Regions from separate parts of the Homo sapiens genome. Here region 1 is linked to region 2. The links are chromatin loops, found by intact Hi-C in ENCODE. Cell type or tissue: IMR-90. All regions are shown on one strand.

What was found. A loop is a pair of places that touch in the nucleus more often than their neighbours do. Peaks named below come from ENCODE experiments on the same cell type or tissue, not always from the same donor. Only the 100,000 strongest peaks of a DNase experiment are listed, where the experiment ranks them.
Region 1: a loop joins it to region 2, with 4 times the contacts of the local background. A loop is called at or near these places in 9 of 110 quality-filtered maps.

The regions. Positions count from the first base shown.
Region 1 is chr4:156,771,348-156,779,347 of GRCh38, reverse strand. PDGFC (platelet derived growth factor C) reads left to right here. Exons shown (of 6, transcript NM_016205.3): 4 at 6,455-6,662. Among named protein-coding and RNA genes, the nearest start is that of LINC02272, 130 kb to the right of the region's middle. RefSeq lists enhancers at 7,657-7,951, 7,609-8,000. In IMR-90, no CTCF peak of the experiment used is centred here; DNase peaks (open chromatin) are centred at 577, 1,077, 4,607 and 7,687; H3K27ac peaks cover 3,305 bases.
Region 2 is chr4:156,472,019-156,480,018 of GRCh38, reverse strand. No RefSeq gene overlaps it. Among named protein-coding and RNA genes, the nearest start is that of LINC02272, 170 kb to the left of the region's middle. In IMR-90, a CTCF peak has its summit at 4,546; DNase peaks (open chromatin) are centred at 3,528 and 4,518; H3K27ac peaks cover 915 bases.

The DNA of each region.
Region 1 (8,000 bases), 300 kb before region 2:
ATTACTCACACCATATTAAAACATCTGTTCTTGAGTAGGAATGCAAGCATTTGCTTTTCATTGCCGGCTTAAAAATAATTTAAAAACATGACCCAGATAACTTTTTGAATGAATTCGGATAAGAACATAGGGAAAGGCAAAGAAGCGTGTTTAAATGAATTGTTTCAGGACATTCTTGTGTCTTTACAGAACCTCCCGTGAGTTGTTCCTGGCAGGCATTTGTGTCTGCATGCCCTGTCTGCTGCTTAGGCTCTTTAAAAGTAAGACCTCTGTACAATATATCAGTTTGACATTACATAAATGAGATTGGAGACACCTTTAAGAAGTGATGTTACCCAAGGCTGGACATTTATTGTCTTCTCTTAAACACCTGATCATTTTATAATATTGTTTTATTTTTAACTCCGACAATAAAACCTAATCTGCATTCCTAACCTTTTGTTAGGTATGAATGAATTGAAAACTTTATCAGTTTGAAGTGTACTATATGCAGTTGACTGGGAAAGTTGCAACATAAATCTTTGTAGGCCCTAATAGTTTTGCAACAGTTGCTATGCTACTCAAGGTAAACATTTATATGTGTGTATTTGTCCAAGGAAGATTCATTTTAAGTGTGTTTTTAAAATTGCACTGGCCACAAAAATCCTAATAAAATGACAAGCTATGGTTTTTTAGAGGTAAGTAATGACTGATTGTGAAATTATAAGTAGTTCAGATAGTACTATTCCAAACAGGAAGTCAGCTTTTCTTTTTTCTAAAAAAGGGGAAAGATGTTAACAAGTGCAGAAAATATTTAAGGTAGCCATAATAAAATACAAAACAGTAAAACACTGATTTTTGAAAAGAACAGTGGAAAAGTCAATAAGAAAACTTAACTTTTGCAGCCAAACTTGCTGTCTTGAGCTTGTTCCTATGGCTATGATTTTGTCTGAACTCCTGGGCTGCCAGTTATTTTTCATTAATAAAAATAGAAATATATTTGTTTTTCAGTAATTCTTACATACTAAGTTCACTTTTTTTCTGGTCCACATTCACCAGGATTTGTGTGATACTTGTTTGGTTACTTGTGTGATTCATAATAGCAGATTCTCGTTTTGGCAAGAGAAAACTCTCTTCTATGATGCAGTATACTTGGCTTCTCACAAAGGCAAGCATTTTCTCTTGTTTTGTTAATAGTGCTCACCTCACAGGTTTTTACTTTTGTTCATTTGCCTTATTTTTTATTTTTTTATTTTTTATTTTTTGAGGCAGAGTCTCACTTTATCACCCAGGCTGGAGTGCCATGGCCCAGTCTTGGCTCATTGCAACCTCCGCCTCCTGGGTTCAAGTGATTCTTGTCCCTCAGCCTCCCAAGTAGCTGGGATTATAAGCGTGGCCAACATGCCTGGCTAATTTTTTGTATTTTTAGTAGAGATGGGGTTTCACTATGTTGGCCAGGCTGGTCTTGAACTTCTAAACCTCAAGTGATCCACCCGCCTTGGCTTCGGGAAGTGCTGGGATTACAGGTGTGAGCCACTGCACCTGTGTGAGCCCTTACAGGTTTTTAAATAAATGCTTGTTGAATGATTGAACAGACATGGTGTAATATTATCCTTTGTTTGCTCCTATAATAGTTAAGTGGAGAAGTTGATGGCATGTATTAGCATTCTAGGGCTGCCTTAACAAAATACCACAGACTTAAACAGTGGTGCCTTAAACAATGGAAACTTGTTTTCTCAAAATTTTGGTTGCTAGAAATTGAGATCAGGGTGTCAGTAGGTTTGGTTTCTTCTGACACCTCTCTCCTATACTTGTAGATGTTCATTTTCTTCCTGTGTCTTCAGATGGTCTTCCCTCTCTACTATGTCTATGTTAAAATGTTCTCTTACTATAAGAACACCAATCATGTTAGATTAGGGTCCACCCTAGTTACCTTATTTTACTGATCTCTTTAAAGACCCTGTCTCCAAATACAGGCATTCTGAGATACTGTGAGTAGGACTTTAGTAGAATAGAAATTTTGAGTGAACTCTAATTCAGCCCATAATACAACGTGTGTCTATATTCATTTAAACATTTTTGGTATCAGTTTTCTAAGCACGGACTTGTTTCCTTCAGATTTTTAGGACCATACTGCTTCTATTTATAAGCCAGACATGCCTTTCTAGGATATTTGATGTCTTAAAGAGCAGGGTAAACTTCATGTACTCTCAAAATTTTATATATATATGTAAATGTAGAATTATCCCACAGTTGTACCACAGGGCAGTGTTTCCCAAAACTCACTCATCTGCTAAAACAACAAGGAGAGTTAAAAGAAAAAAAAAATAGAGTTCAGTCCCATTATAGACTTACTAAGTTGTTTATTATATTTTTGAAGCTCTCAAGATAATTTTGCTGAAGCTGTATTGGACCCTCTTGTATCTGATAATTAAGTAGAATTTTTACATGTAAAAGCTGGCAAGAAACTTGAAGGTCATTGAATATAGCTACCATATTTTGTAGTGGAGGAAACTGAGGCACAGATTGATTATGCAGTTTAGTCAAACTCTCTTCCCTACATGTGAGTATCTCTGGGATTTAGAGTCCAGTTCCTTAACTCCTGATCGTAGTTCTCTCATTATCATGTTGTCATTCAGAGTAACTTTCATCAGAGAATTTTAAAGACCCGATTTTGCATAGGATCCTTATCTCATGGAGCTGACATCTTAGAAATGTACTCTTTGGCAGGACACTTCATCACATAGATTGTAGATGCTTTTCTGCTCTTTGACAACCTGTCCTTACAAAGTAATAGGCCTAAAAGGGTCTAGGCTAGGGCCACACCCTCACCAAGCTTGTCATTACTGCCCTGCAGGTGATAACACAGAAGCTTTTCTCTGGCTGAATAAGGGTTTTGGTTTAGTTGTCTACATTGCAGAACACCAAGAAACTCTGCTTCCGGTTTGTGTCCATTGCTATCCACTAAATTGTCTTAGCACAACCTATAGCTTAAAAGTACACCATCATATTTTTATGAAGAATAAAAGACATAAACAGGAAATGTGAAAATCCAAGTCAAGGCGTATTTTGCATATTCTAACCAGTTTAACAGCCCAATCATAAGTGTTTTTAAATATCAAAAGTATTGTTAGAATTTTCTAGATACTAATTATGGGAGAAAATGCTATTAGTCTGTAATGAACAGTGTTACTTTGTTAGAGAGAAAAGTAAAACTTAAAAATTCAAAGACATTTTTTTTTCTGTAACTTCTTTTTTTCATTGCTCCCCCCTTTCTCTCTGAGAGTCCCTTTAAACAACTTAGAAAAGCAGAACTTTGAAACTGAACAACTCGGCTCTTTCTTGAACCAGTGGGTGGAGGGACAGTCATGAGAAGGCCCTTAAATAGAAGCACCACTTCCCCTGTTCTGTCCAGGGATTGATTCTTTGAATCCTGGGAACTTATGTTCATTCTTCTTTCCTGTTTTCTGGGTGGGGACCACTGTGTGTGGGGTGTGGTGGGGAAAGAGTTGTCTTTCTAAATTTATCAAATTTTAATTTAAATATTTAGAAGCTTAGAGATTTGTAACACCAACTGATCTATACATACAGTAACAGAAGATGCTTTTCTCCCAACCTTTCACATTTGAAGGGATGGGTATGCAGATTGCAGATACTTCACTGGACCTAAGGTGTGCATCTTTTGTTTGCCCATTATTACAGGCTTATCTTGTTTTGCCTTCTTTTGTGTTAATATTTTGGACTGCATCTCAGCAATATTAATTTCAGTTAGAACTTTGTATTGCTTCAAAAGAAATGCTTTATTCAGAGAGTCTCCAACAGACTGGAAGCAAAATAAGCCAAATCATTCTTGGATTACAGTCTAATTGAAATTACCCTACATAGCAATTATATTTTATGCTTAAAATATACATCTGCACCCTGACAATTTAATAAATAATGTATACTTTTTGTATTAACTTGCTAGCAACCACTTATTTTATCTGTACAGATTTTGAAACTTTCCATTTGTAATAATACTGATTCTTTGACTATTATTGACCCCTTAATTTTTACTTTATAAAACATTTGTATACATATATAGGCTTATATTTTTGAAATATGCAAAAATTTGCGTTAACTTTTTACACCATAAATTTAATCAATAGTAGCTTAATTAGCTAAATTAAAATTAAAACCGTTTTTAGATCAATGTTTATATCTATAATAGAGTTTTCAGTCATAGTTCTGTCAAAGCAATTTTGTGTTCCTTGGACAATTATAGAAAACACTGGGTAATAAAAACATATTAGGGTAATAAACTCTCAAAGTTTAACAGACTAATGGGTAGAGCAAAAATATCATAAAATAATTAGAAAATATCTTAGTCCTAATATTTTAGCCAGATCCTTGACATTATTGAAATTAAGTCTTTAATAGTAACCATTGTACTGTATATATATGTACTTACACATTTTCCATGTATCTTTGCGTATCTTTGTTTATTCTGTAACATCATGTCATAAACCTCAGATATACAAAATAAAACTTATTTAAAAAACAAAAAGATGAAAGGAGTAACAGCTGAGTGGAGACTTGGAAAGTACATGTGAGTAATCCAGGCAAGGAAGGAGGCCAGACATTGTCATTCCACTGTGCTTTTCTCATAATGCACACACAGGCCCTGGAACACTGTAGTTACTCAATAAACTTTTGTTAAAAAAAAAAAAAAAAAAAGGATGAAATCATTGTTGGCCCAAGGCTGCCACGTTCATTTCTGCCGATTATACCCTGTAAGAATGTTCCCCTGTGGGCAGCGGGACACCCACAAAGCCAGGAGCCCCACGAGGGTTGTGCCTGTCCAGAGGAAAGGTGCTCCTTTTCCTAGTTTACTGGGCAGCTTCTGCTCTTCAAGCCAAGTGCTCACAGAGCAGCCCACAGAGGGCTGTGGGACAGTGATGACCCTGTTGTGCCAGGTTTCATGGATGAATTGGATTTTTGAAAAGGTCATTGTAATGGTAAAGATTTATGATGTGGATCAACGGGGGGAGAGTTTTTGCATGTCAGGTATGGGGACAGATTTAGCATAAGTTACAAAGTCTGAGATGATATTATATGTGCAGTAGTCAGTGAAGAGACTAGACTGATTGGAACAAAATATGCATGTCTCTGATGAGTAGCAGATTAGAGTGGAAGGTGAGCAGAGGTCAGTTTTTGAGGGCTCTGAATGCTGTGTAAGGAATTTGGATTTTATCCTCCAGATGAGAAATCACATAGGCATTTGTCCAAATTCATCATAGGATCAGTAATATCTTATTTAGTAGATTAACCCAGGATTATGCAGCATAGAACAAAAGGAGAGAAAAATGATTAAAGGTAAGGAGATAAGGTTAGAAGCTGCTATTTATAGTACATGTTTTTAGTATGGAGCCCAGGATGGAAGTAATGAGAATGAAAAGGAAGAGCCGATGTGTTAGTGTTTTCCTATATGTGGGCATTTAGATTGCTTCCAGTCTTTCTAATCATTGAACATATTTCCATGTGCATAAGTGAAAGAATATTCAGTGCTTATCAGTTACATCAGCTAAAGTGTTGTGCCTACGTACACTAACTTCTGCAGGCAGAGCAGAGGAGTTCCAATTTAATCACATCCTCAGTAATCCTTTTTAAAATTCTTGCCCATCTCATCTGTGTGAAAAAGTATCCTTTTTTCGTATGTGAAATAATATCTCTCTTTGGATTTCTCTGATAATGAAGTTCAGCATATTTTCATATGTTTATTGACCATTCAAGCTTTTTATCTGTAATATGCCCATTTTTCTTCCATTGCATTTGTCTTTATTTTTGTATATTCTGGATACTAATCTTATGACAGTCACATAGTTTGTCAGTGTGTTCTCCAGTGTCCCTCCGATCTCTTAATCTTGTTTATTAGGCATTTTATATTAAAAATATATTGTAGGCAATTTATTAAGCTGATCTTTTATGATTTAGATATTTTCTATCTTGATTAATAAGTTCTTTAATGTCAAATGATTTCTAACTATTTTGTTCTAGATCTTTTGGGTTAATTATTTCTTATTCCATTTTTAATTTATGTGACACTAATTTGCATAACTACCAGGTAATTTTTCAGATTAAGGAAAATGAAAAGTGGAAAAGAAAAGGAAAATTTGGTAAACTGTATTATAGTTTTCATTCTAAGTTTGTAATTGAACCATGAAGATATTTTTAATTCTTTTATATGACCAAAAGATATCCATATCCCTCACGGTTGGTGGTAATGAAAATTAATGTCTTTCTCATTGATTTTACAGGAAATCTATCAGAGTTCATCTTCATGAAGTCTTTGCAGAGTAGTTATTTCTAATTGGATTCAATACAATTTCCCTTCACACATATTTCCAGCCTCAGTCTTTATAATTTCTTGCATATGTCCAGAAGGAATACATTGTCGTTTTTAAAACAGTTAACACAGGATTCATTTTACTTTCAGCAATTCACAGAAGCTGTGAGTCCTTCAGTGCTACCCCCTTCAGCTTTGCCACTGGACCTGCTTAATAATGCTATAACTGCCTTTAGTACCTTGGAAGACCTTATTCGATATCTTGAACCAGAGAGATGGCAGTTGGACTTAGAAGATCTATATAGGCCAACTTGGCAACTTCTTGGCAAGGCTTTTGTTTTTGGAAGAAAATCCAGAGGTAAGCTCCCTCTTCAGATTAGAACCTCATTTAATTTTCTTAACAGCTAATGTTTCAGATTCTTCTGCCACAGCTTCTAAAGGGTAGAGTTTAAAATTCATCAGTGATATATTCAATACATTTTCTTATCATTTGAGCATATTTATATATTGAATAATAATATATACAAAAGGAGGAACTTAGTTATAACCCAGTGGGTGTGGAAAATTGAAAGGGGGATACTTCTGAAAATTCCAGTTATATATTATCTTCAAAAATATCATTTTGATGAAGTCCTTCATTGCATTTTACAAAAATCACTGCTTACTCAAACCTAATACTTGGAATATGTTGATTTTGGGACTCAAAAGAAATTATCATAGCTGCAAAACCAGGTTAGGGATAGAAAAAGGGGATCCTCTACAAAAATGTTTGTCTACAGTATCTCCCATGGGTCAGTATTATATGACTTTGCATTTTCTAAGCCTAGACAATTCTAAGAACTATGAAAAATGGCAACGACCCAACATAAAATAGAATTCATAGTTTTCAAGGCAGGATTCATAGCAAGAAAACAAGAACCTAAAAGAACCCACACCATAATAATTTTTAACTATATAAATTTGCTGTTGAAATAATCACTTTTGCCCATATGGGTGTATCTTTCTCTAAGAGTGAAAGTGATGTTAATTAAACCTAATTCTGCATGGCCAAGAAATTGGAAATAATCTTAACTGAGTTTTCTATAAAATTACCTAATTTTTTTAGTAACATTGGAATTGGAAAGCATCCATAGCAGACACAAATGAAAACGTATAGAAATAACTGTTTAATTACAATGCACTCAAAATATCTGTTTTAGTCTGTCAGAAACAGTGAAATCGACTGCTTTGGAGAATGCAGTGACAGCCTAGAGAATTTATATGAAAGGAATAATGTTCGGTTAATTTGAGCCATTCACAAGGGCAGATTGCACCAGACTTGCTCTTCTAAACCTTGTCAGAAGGAAACCCGATTCCTGCCCTTTCCTGCTCTAAGAGTTGCAGCTTTTTTGGATCATGAGCTTTAATCTCAGCAGGTCATGTTCAGACTTGCCCAGCCCTGGTATTTCACTATGCCAACAGACGTGGTTTCCTTTTGGCAATATTTGAAATCAGTGTTCAAGTGCCTGGGCAGTTGAGTCCTGTCCAGATGCTGAAAGCTGTTACATATTTATAAGATTTGATCTTGATGAATAACTTGATGAATAACTTACGAGCAACACTTCCCTTCCCTCCCACTTAGGAACAGGAAGATGAAGATCTGCAAGACTAGCTGAAATATCCATGAATAGAGCCCTTGTTAGCAAATTTGAAGTTG
Region 2 (8,000 bases):
ACCATAGTAACATATTATTGAATGAAAAAATTCTTACTATATATAAATAAATATATATTTATTTATTTTTAAAATCTTGCAAAATAAATCTTAAACGAAAAAGGTCACTGTTAAGAAGATAGTTTTTTTTTTAATTTCAGAGCTTCAAAGTAAATAATGTTATAAACATGGCATTGTTTGGATCAAATACAGTAAGCTTGGTAACCTAATGTGTTGCTTTTGAAAATATATCCAACCTAACATTAAAGGCAAACTCAACAGAAGTTGGACCATTTTAAGTACTAATCTACTAGACCTTTTCAAATATATCTTCTGAAACTCCCTGTAATTATGGCTTTGTAACATGTCATTTTTCTCTTTTATTAGGAACACAACAGTATAGTTAAGTTGCATGTAATTTTTTTCTCTGAGACTGTTTTTAAAGCATGTTACTGTAAATGAATGCATAAAAGAAGAAAAGATTCAACAAGTTCTTTAAATAGAATATTCAAGTGTGAGTATATCATTATGTGTTAGAAACAAAACACATATTTTTCAAATTATAATATTTTAATATTTCCCCCCTTGACTTGCCTATGTATGTTCAAGTTAACTAGACTTAGGCTACATGCATCAGCCTTTAGAATGTGAGATTTTTAAATTTACATTTATGGAATATATTCTAGCAATATAATTCCAATTTAATTATACAGCAAAAATCTTTACTCTTGGAAAATACTTAATAATGAAAGCCAAAGGTGAAAAAAGCACATCTTCAAACAAAATTTATTGGTTTGCTAATTTCAGTTGATATATAATGGGAGAGCACTTTCTTCTTTGGTAGCAAGTCTTATTTTGATATATTCATTTCTTTTAAATAGGTCAAAATATAGTAGTTAAAATAAGCAATGAAATGAATAATATGAAATTTTTTTCCTATTCTGCTTTTGTTTATATTGAATAAAATATATTGCTATTCAAGAAAACCTGGAACTATTCTGAGTATTGTCTTTGTATTAGGCTCTTATTGCTGCTGCAACAAATGACTACAGATTAGTGACTTAAAACAACACACATTTGTTTATTATCTTAGTGTTCTGGAGGACAGAAACTAAAAAGTGGCTCTCATGGGCTAAAGTTCAGGTGTTGGCAGAGCTGCATTCTTTCTGGAGAATCTAGGGGAAAATCATTTTCTCTCCTTTTCCAGCTTCTGGAAGCCGCCTCATTCGTTAGCTCCTGGCCCCATCCACCATCTTCAAAGCCAGCAGTGTAGCATCTTCCAATTTCTCTCTCTCTAACTCTGCACCCATCATCCCACTATCTAACTATACTGCCTCCCTCTCATAAGTACTCCTGTGAATACACTGGGCCCAGGATAATTATTATTCAGAATGATCTCCCCCTTTCAAGATGCTTTGATCACATTTGCAAAGTACCTTTTGACACATAAGGCAACACACTTGCAGATTCCAGGATTAGGAGATAGACATTTTTCATGGGTTGTTATTCAGTTTACCACATCGATTCTTGATTTTCCTGAAAAATCTAGATACATGAAGATGTAGGGCCTTTATCAAATAATATTATACTTTAAAACTCAAAAAAACAAAATAAATATGATTATAATTTAAAACTATTATTGCATATTTATTTTAAAAAATCTCTAAGTGGAAAAGTGATATATTTTTTACGTAATAGTCATGGGGTCCATAACTTTTCCACTCTTCTCTGATAAAATCCTGATTCTGCTGATGGGAGCTCCCCCTTAGTTTCAATGTTATCCTGGGCAACTCACTTAAAGGCAATTAATCCATTAGAAGGCTTGCAGCTTATAAATTAACTTAAAAATTATTTGTCCAAATTGGGATAGAATAGAATAATATTATTCTTATTTGTTGGAATTTGGGTGGACAAATATGGAGTGAATTAGGTAGCTTGAAACAGAGAGAAGGTTGTCACAAAAATTCAGAACAGCTAATTAAATTTCAATTTTAAATAAACAACATGCAAGTTCATAGTTATGTCCCAAATATTTCATGAGACATACTTACAGTTAAAAATATGTGTTGTTTTATCTGAAGTTCAAATTTAATTGGCTGTCTTGTAATTTTATCTTCTAAATACAAAAACCCTATAGAGATGACAATAGGACTAAGTGGCCATGAACCAGCTGAAGTTATAAGGAAATTTAAAATCGTGAGGAAGCAGAAGCTGTGACAGATAGTACAGTTTGAGGGTAAGCAGAGGTCCTTAGCTTGCTTTTATTAAACAAACAGGAAGATAATTTGCAACGAAACATAAAAACTATAGCTTTTATAAATCTTTCAGAAAAAGTCAAACACTGTGCTAGCATTGGGCAAATGAAAATAGTCAATTCATGTAAAAGATATAAAGATAGCTAACAAACTTGTGAAAATGTGTTCAACTGCTTCCTAATTGAGGAAATGACAAGAGAGTAAGTTTTTTTAAACCAAGTTTTATAAGTCAAGATAAAAAAGATTGACATTGCTCAGAGGTATCAAGAACATGGGACAATTGGGTCTCCATTTTTTGGTAAAAATCTAAATTGTTATAATAATTTTTAGAGGAGTATGTGGTGATATATAGCTAAACATATGAATGAGTAGTTGAAATATGTGACCATAAGTCAGGAAACCTCCTTTTACCTTTCTTGGGGTGATGTTGAACGACTTAGGCACCAGAGCAGCTTGGACTACAGGTGTGAGCCATCATGCCTCACAAAGTTTTAAAATTTTCTGGAAGAGACAAGTTCTCATTTTGTTGCCCCGGCTGGTCTCGAACTCCTGGCCCAAGCGATCTTCCCACCTTGGCCTCTCAAAGTGTTGGGATTACAGGTGTGACCCACTGCACCCAGTCAGGTGTAGTCCCTTAAATCAACTTTTTTTTGTACAATGGAGTCTCACCAGCCATTAATGAGACGAAATCAAAGATTCATCCCCACACAGAATCCCTAGATAGGTAAGGAATTCCTTTCTATATGTCTCAAGTCCATCTTATTTCGATTTTTAACTTTTGTTTCTTTAATACAAGCCGCCAACTTCTAGCTTGTAACTGGTTTTCCAAGAACCACCTTTGTCCACTAAAAATTCCTTTTGCATCCTAAACAGAATAATCTTTCTCAAAGTGCAAATCTGCACCTTAGAATATTCAACACTTTTCCCTCCCTCATCCTTCTCTTGCTTGGAAACATTCATCGGCTTCCTCTTGCTCTTAGGATAAAGACCAAAAAGCAAAGACCGAAATCCTTGACATGACTTATTGACTACCATTTCAGCCTTTTCCACCACATTGTCTTCACCATCTGTTTGATGAGACCTGAACCTCTTCAGTTACTGGAGCTCATGATACTGTCTTCCTGACAGGCTCCAGACTTGATCTCTCTCTGTTCTCTATTTGATTGGTTAGTATTACTCATTGACCATACCCTAGCTCTGCCCTGGCTAACTCAGGAAATTCTTCTCTAGTCATGGGTAAAATTCCCAATTAAATAAGCATTTGTAGCACTGTGGTGTGTTTCTCTTTCTTAGCACTAACCACATTGGAATGTTATGTCTTACTTGCGTGGTTGATTCATGTCTCTCTCACTCACTAGAGACTAAGCTGCATGAGTACGTGAATCATGTCTGGTTTTCTCTCTATTATGGGATCATATTTGAAAAAAGCTCTCTGAATGAAGGAGTAAAACATTGATCTGTTTTCTACACATGATGATGGGCTGGGAGCAATGTAAGTAGGCATGAGGGAATTTCCATCTAAGTTTATGATAGAGGTTTAAGTGTCCCCACATTACCAGTGATTAAAGAAGAGAGAAGCAAAGTGTCAGGTTAATATCACCTTTTTCTTAACCTTTATCTGGCCCCATTTTAATGAGGTCTTTCCAAGCCATTTTCATGACTTATGCACCATGGTTAAAGTTACCCTTTTTCAGATGAGTTGTACCCAATGTGGGAGAAGACAAAGTGGGATACTTGGTGCCAAGTTTAAACTGATTTGGGTGAGACTATAGTTCCATAGTCTATGTTAACTTTCGGCCTAGAACGCTTTGCAAATTCAGCATAAAATAGCTATACCAAGCATGTTTGGAGTTTTCTTGAGCCATGTACTGGTGCGATATAATCTATTAGTTTGATGAAATAAATGGAAATAACTTTTAAAGGGAAAATGCTTTTTATAAGTATGGCTATCTGTCAACTTCGTTGTTTTTCCTTATAACTCTCTCTGAATATAAGAGAGCAGTACCGATTGTATATTTTCTCTCACTATCTTCCCAAGACTAGCAATCTAATTCAATTCACTGAGGTTGAGTCCACTAGAAATTTTGTTTGTTGTCTTCATGCTTTTATTCTAAAGATAATTTAAAAATTACAAAACAGATCTGGAAAATGTCTAATGATGTAGTTTGCTGAGTATAAAGAAGTATTAAATTAGGCTAAAAGTCAGGAGCTTTCATTATGTATTCAACATACTGAATATGATATGGTGTTTGGTATCTGCTGCCAGAGTATTGCTTCTAGACAGGCTAATCTGTACTCCAAGAATGACACCCTGTGGCTGAATAGATCAATAGCAGAAAGCTCATTTATCATTCTCTTCTTTGTCTTTTAAAAAAATAGTCATTGCAAAATGGGATTTATATACAATTCACTTTAATAAAAAATTATTTTATGACAAAGCCCCTTAAATGTTTAAAATGGATTGAAAAGGGCTAGCATGAATAAAGAAAACATTTCAATATTTATTGCTCAATGTATGTGCTATATATGAGCTATGTCAACATATATCATTAACACATAGCAATAATTTGTTACACAAGTAGGTAGGGATTTTTCTCTTAAAAATAGTTCATAACATTTCATTGTGTTTAAAACTTGAGGAGTGTATTCATTTCTGTTGTTTTAACTGGAGCCTCAAGGCAACACTGAATAATCTCTAATAGCTATGTTAATATTTCTATGTTTTACAATTATAGAAATGCAAGGTAAATGAGGGTTAAAAGAATTTTCGTTTTCTTTCTTTTTCTTTTTGAGACAGAGTCTCGCTCTGTCGCCCAGGCTGGGGCGCAGTGGTGCAATCTCGGGTCACTGCAACCTCTGCCTCCAGGGTTCAAGGGATTCTCCTGCCTCAGCCTCCTGAGTAGCTGGGACTACAGGCGCGTGTCACCACACCTGTCTAATTTTTTGTATTTTTAGTACAGACGGAGTTTCACCGTGTTAGCCAGGATGGTCTCAATCTCCTGACCTCATGATCCGCCTGCCTCAGCCTCCCAAAGTACTGGAATTATAGGTGTGAGCCACCGCGCCCAGCTCAAATTGCTTTTGATTCTGAGTAATTTACTTATAGCTTGAATGTATACTTATAAGTTAATACTATAACAAAGCAGAGTAAGATTTTTTATTACAAATGGATATAATGTAGTTTAGCCATGTTATAAACGTGATGCAGAAAAACACAGTAATATAACAATAAAATATACAATTATATAAACACATTTTAATACATTAAACTAGAAAGAAGAAAATTTCTTATTTAAAAAATCATTCTTTATTATCCCTGCATTTAATGCCTCATGATATTCCTATCACTGCATTCCTTTTACTTTATTATTTTTCATTTTTCTTCCATTTTTATTTTAAGTTCCCAGGTACATGTGCAGGATGTGCAGGTTTGTTACATAGGTAAACAGATGCCATGGTGGTTTGCTACACAGGTCAACCCATCACCTAGGTATTAAGCCCAACATCCATTAGCTCTTCTCCCTGATGCTCTCCCTCCCTCTACCTCCCCATCTCAGGCCCCAGTGTGTGTTGTTCCCCACCATGTCTCCATGTGTTCTCATTGTTCAGCTGCCACTTATAAGTGAGAACATGAGGTCCTTGTTTTTCTGTTCCTGCATTAGTTTGCTGAGGATAATGGCTTCCTTCTAATTTGATCTTAAAAACCCCACATTTTCTTGTGGGCCCTGAGTGTTTGGGTCAGGGGGAAGCAGCCTCTTGTAGAAGCATGTCTATATAACTTATGCTTTGCTGTCCCTGATCTGCTACTTATTTGGAGTAGCTTGGAGGGTAAGGAGGGATATGAGTCTGAGCTGGGAGCAGCAGAGATCAGACCAGTGAGGGAGTTGTATGCCTCTGATAACTGTGAGCAAGCTCTCTCTCCCTAATTATCCTGAGTTCCTTGTGCAGTCAAAGCTAGAATTTCATCCTTTCTCCTATAAAACAAATATTTTAAATGCAATTCCTGGATTATATTATCCAGATTTGAAAAACCTTGAAAAGCTTTTCATATACTTGCTTTAAAATTCAACATATTTCTCTCTAATTACACTTTAAATGCAAACGAAGTGCCTGCCTAAAGGGCGTCCATAGACTGACTGGCTTCATAGTTGAATAAATGTTTAATTTTTACAACTGATATACCTTGTCCAGAGTACAGATAAAGCTTTTGGAAAAAATGATAAAACTACCAACAACACAGCAAAAAAGTCATTGTAAAGAAAGAGTCAAAGAAGATAACAGGAAATGTAAGTTATGTGGCTAACCCAATTTGTGCTCATATTTTGCTGTCCTGTCTTAGTTTACAAAAATGAAATAAAAAATGTAGTAAGGTGGTCCGTACTGAAACTATGAAAATCAGTCATATTCGGTGATTCACAGAACTCAGGGTTTCAATATGTACCTTAAGGTCCTCAGTGTTGCTTAAGTTCATACCAATAACGTAACATCCAAAGTAGTTTCACAATTAATTTATAAAGGTTTCCCAAATAAGAAGCCTAGTATCAGAATACATAACCTCCCACAGTCTTCAGTTTGAAGCTGAAGGCTGCCAAGACATGAACAGAGCTGTGAGACTGGGAGTATGCACACACAGAATCCCTGTGAGGAGACAGACCAAAGATAGCACAATTAGCCAGAAGAGAGTTTGTAAAAACTTGATCATATAAGCTGCTGACAACCACTGGAGCTCAATTAGGCCTGGAATTTCACTTTGGAATGGCTAGAGTTTAAATTGCCAACTACTCAAATCCACATTTACACTTATTTTATGAATCTATACTGTGGCCCAATTGCTGTAGTGGTGAAAACTACACACCTGGTTGTAAAATAAGGTATGAAATATGTTTTCTAACCAAGGGGAAAGTGTTCTCATCAGCCACAAGGTTTAATTCACGGTAGCCTCATCATCTATAATATATGATGACATCCAGGCTCAGCTGCCAACTACTGATATTAATTACTGAGACTTGATTGGGGTTAACCACTTTTGCTTAAGGTTTCAGCATTCTCTAATTTCAGCTGTCTCTGTGATTCAGTGCTCTAAATACTTATTAGAAATGACAGGATGTGCAAAACATGAATCTAGAAGGACCCAAGGAATATCATCAGATAGGATCATCCAGTCTAGTTTATCTACATATGAGATTCTCTTAAATTTAAACTTGAAATTCTTCCTCTTATTTGTTTCCAATCTATGTCTGTGCTTATGTAAAGGCAATAGGGTTCCTTTTCCCGTATTTTTGAAACCATAATATTATTGGTTACAGGATATAACCTAATGGCTTCCTCTGCATTCTGATGCATAGCCCAGATATTATGATATCATTATTACTAAAAAGACATTATGATATTTTAATATGGTTCTTAAATGGCATCATATGATAAATGTCTTAAGTATTCACAAACAAATACGTTTTTATAGTTTGAAATTAATCAACTTGGGCTGCATTCAGAAAACAGAAAAAATAAAATAAGTGATAAATGTTATACATTACTTAATGAAAATTATCCCATTACATTAAAAAAAGATTTTAAAGTTTATTGAGTTGGTCTTTAAGAATGTATTTGCATATGTATTAAATTACACATGAAAAACTAGAAATGTTTTGATTTCATGACAAAGTAATTTTATTTACAAATAGTCTTATTAAAGAACCATTAAAGACTGTTGTAATTGAAGAATAGTTTTTCCAGTTAAAACCAAATTTTCAAAATTAATAGTAAGTT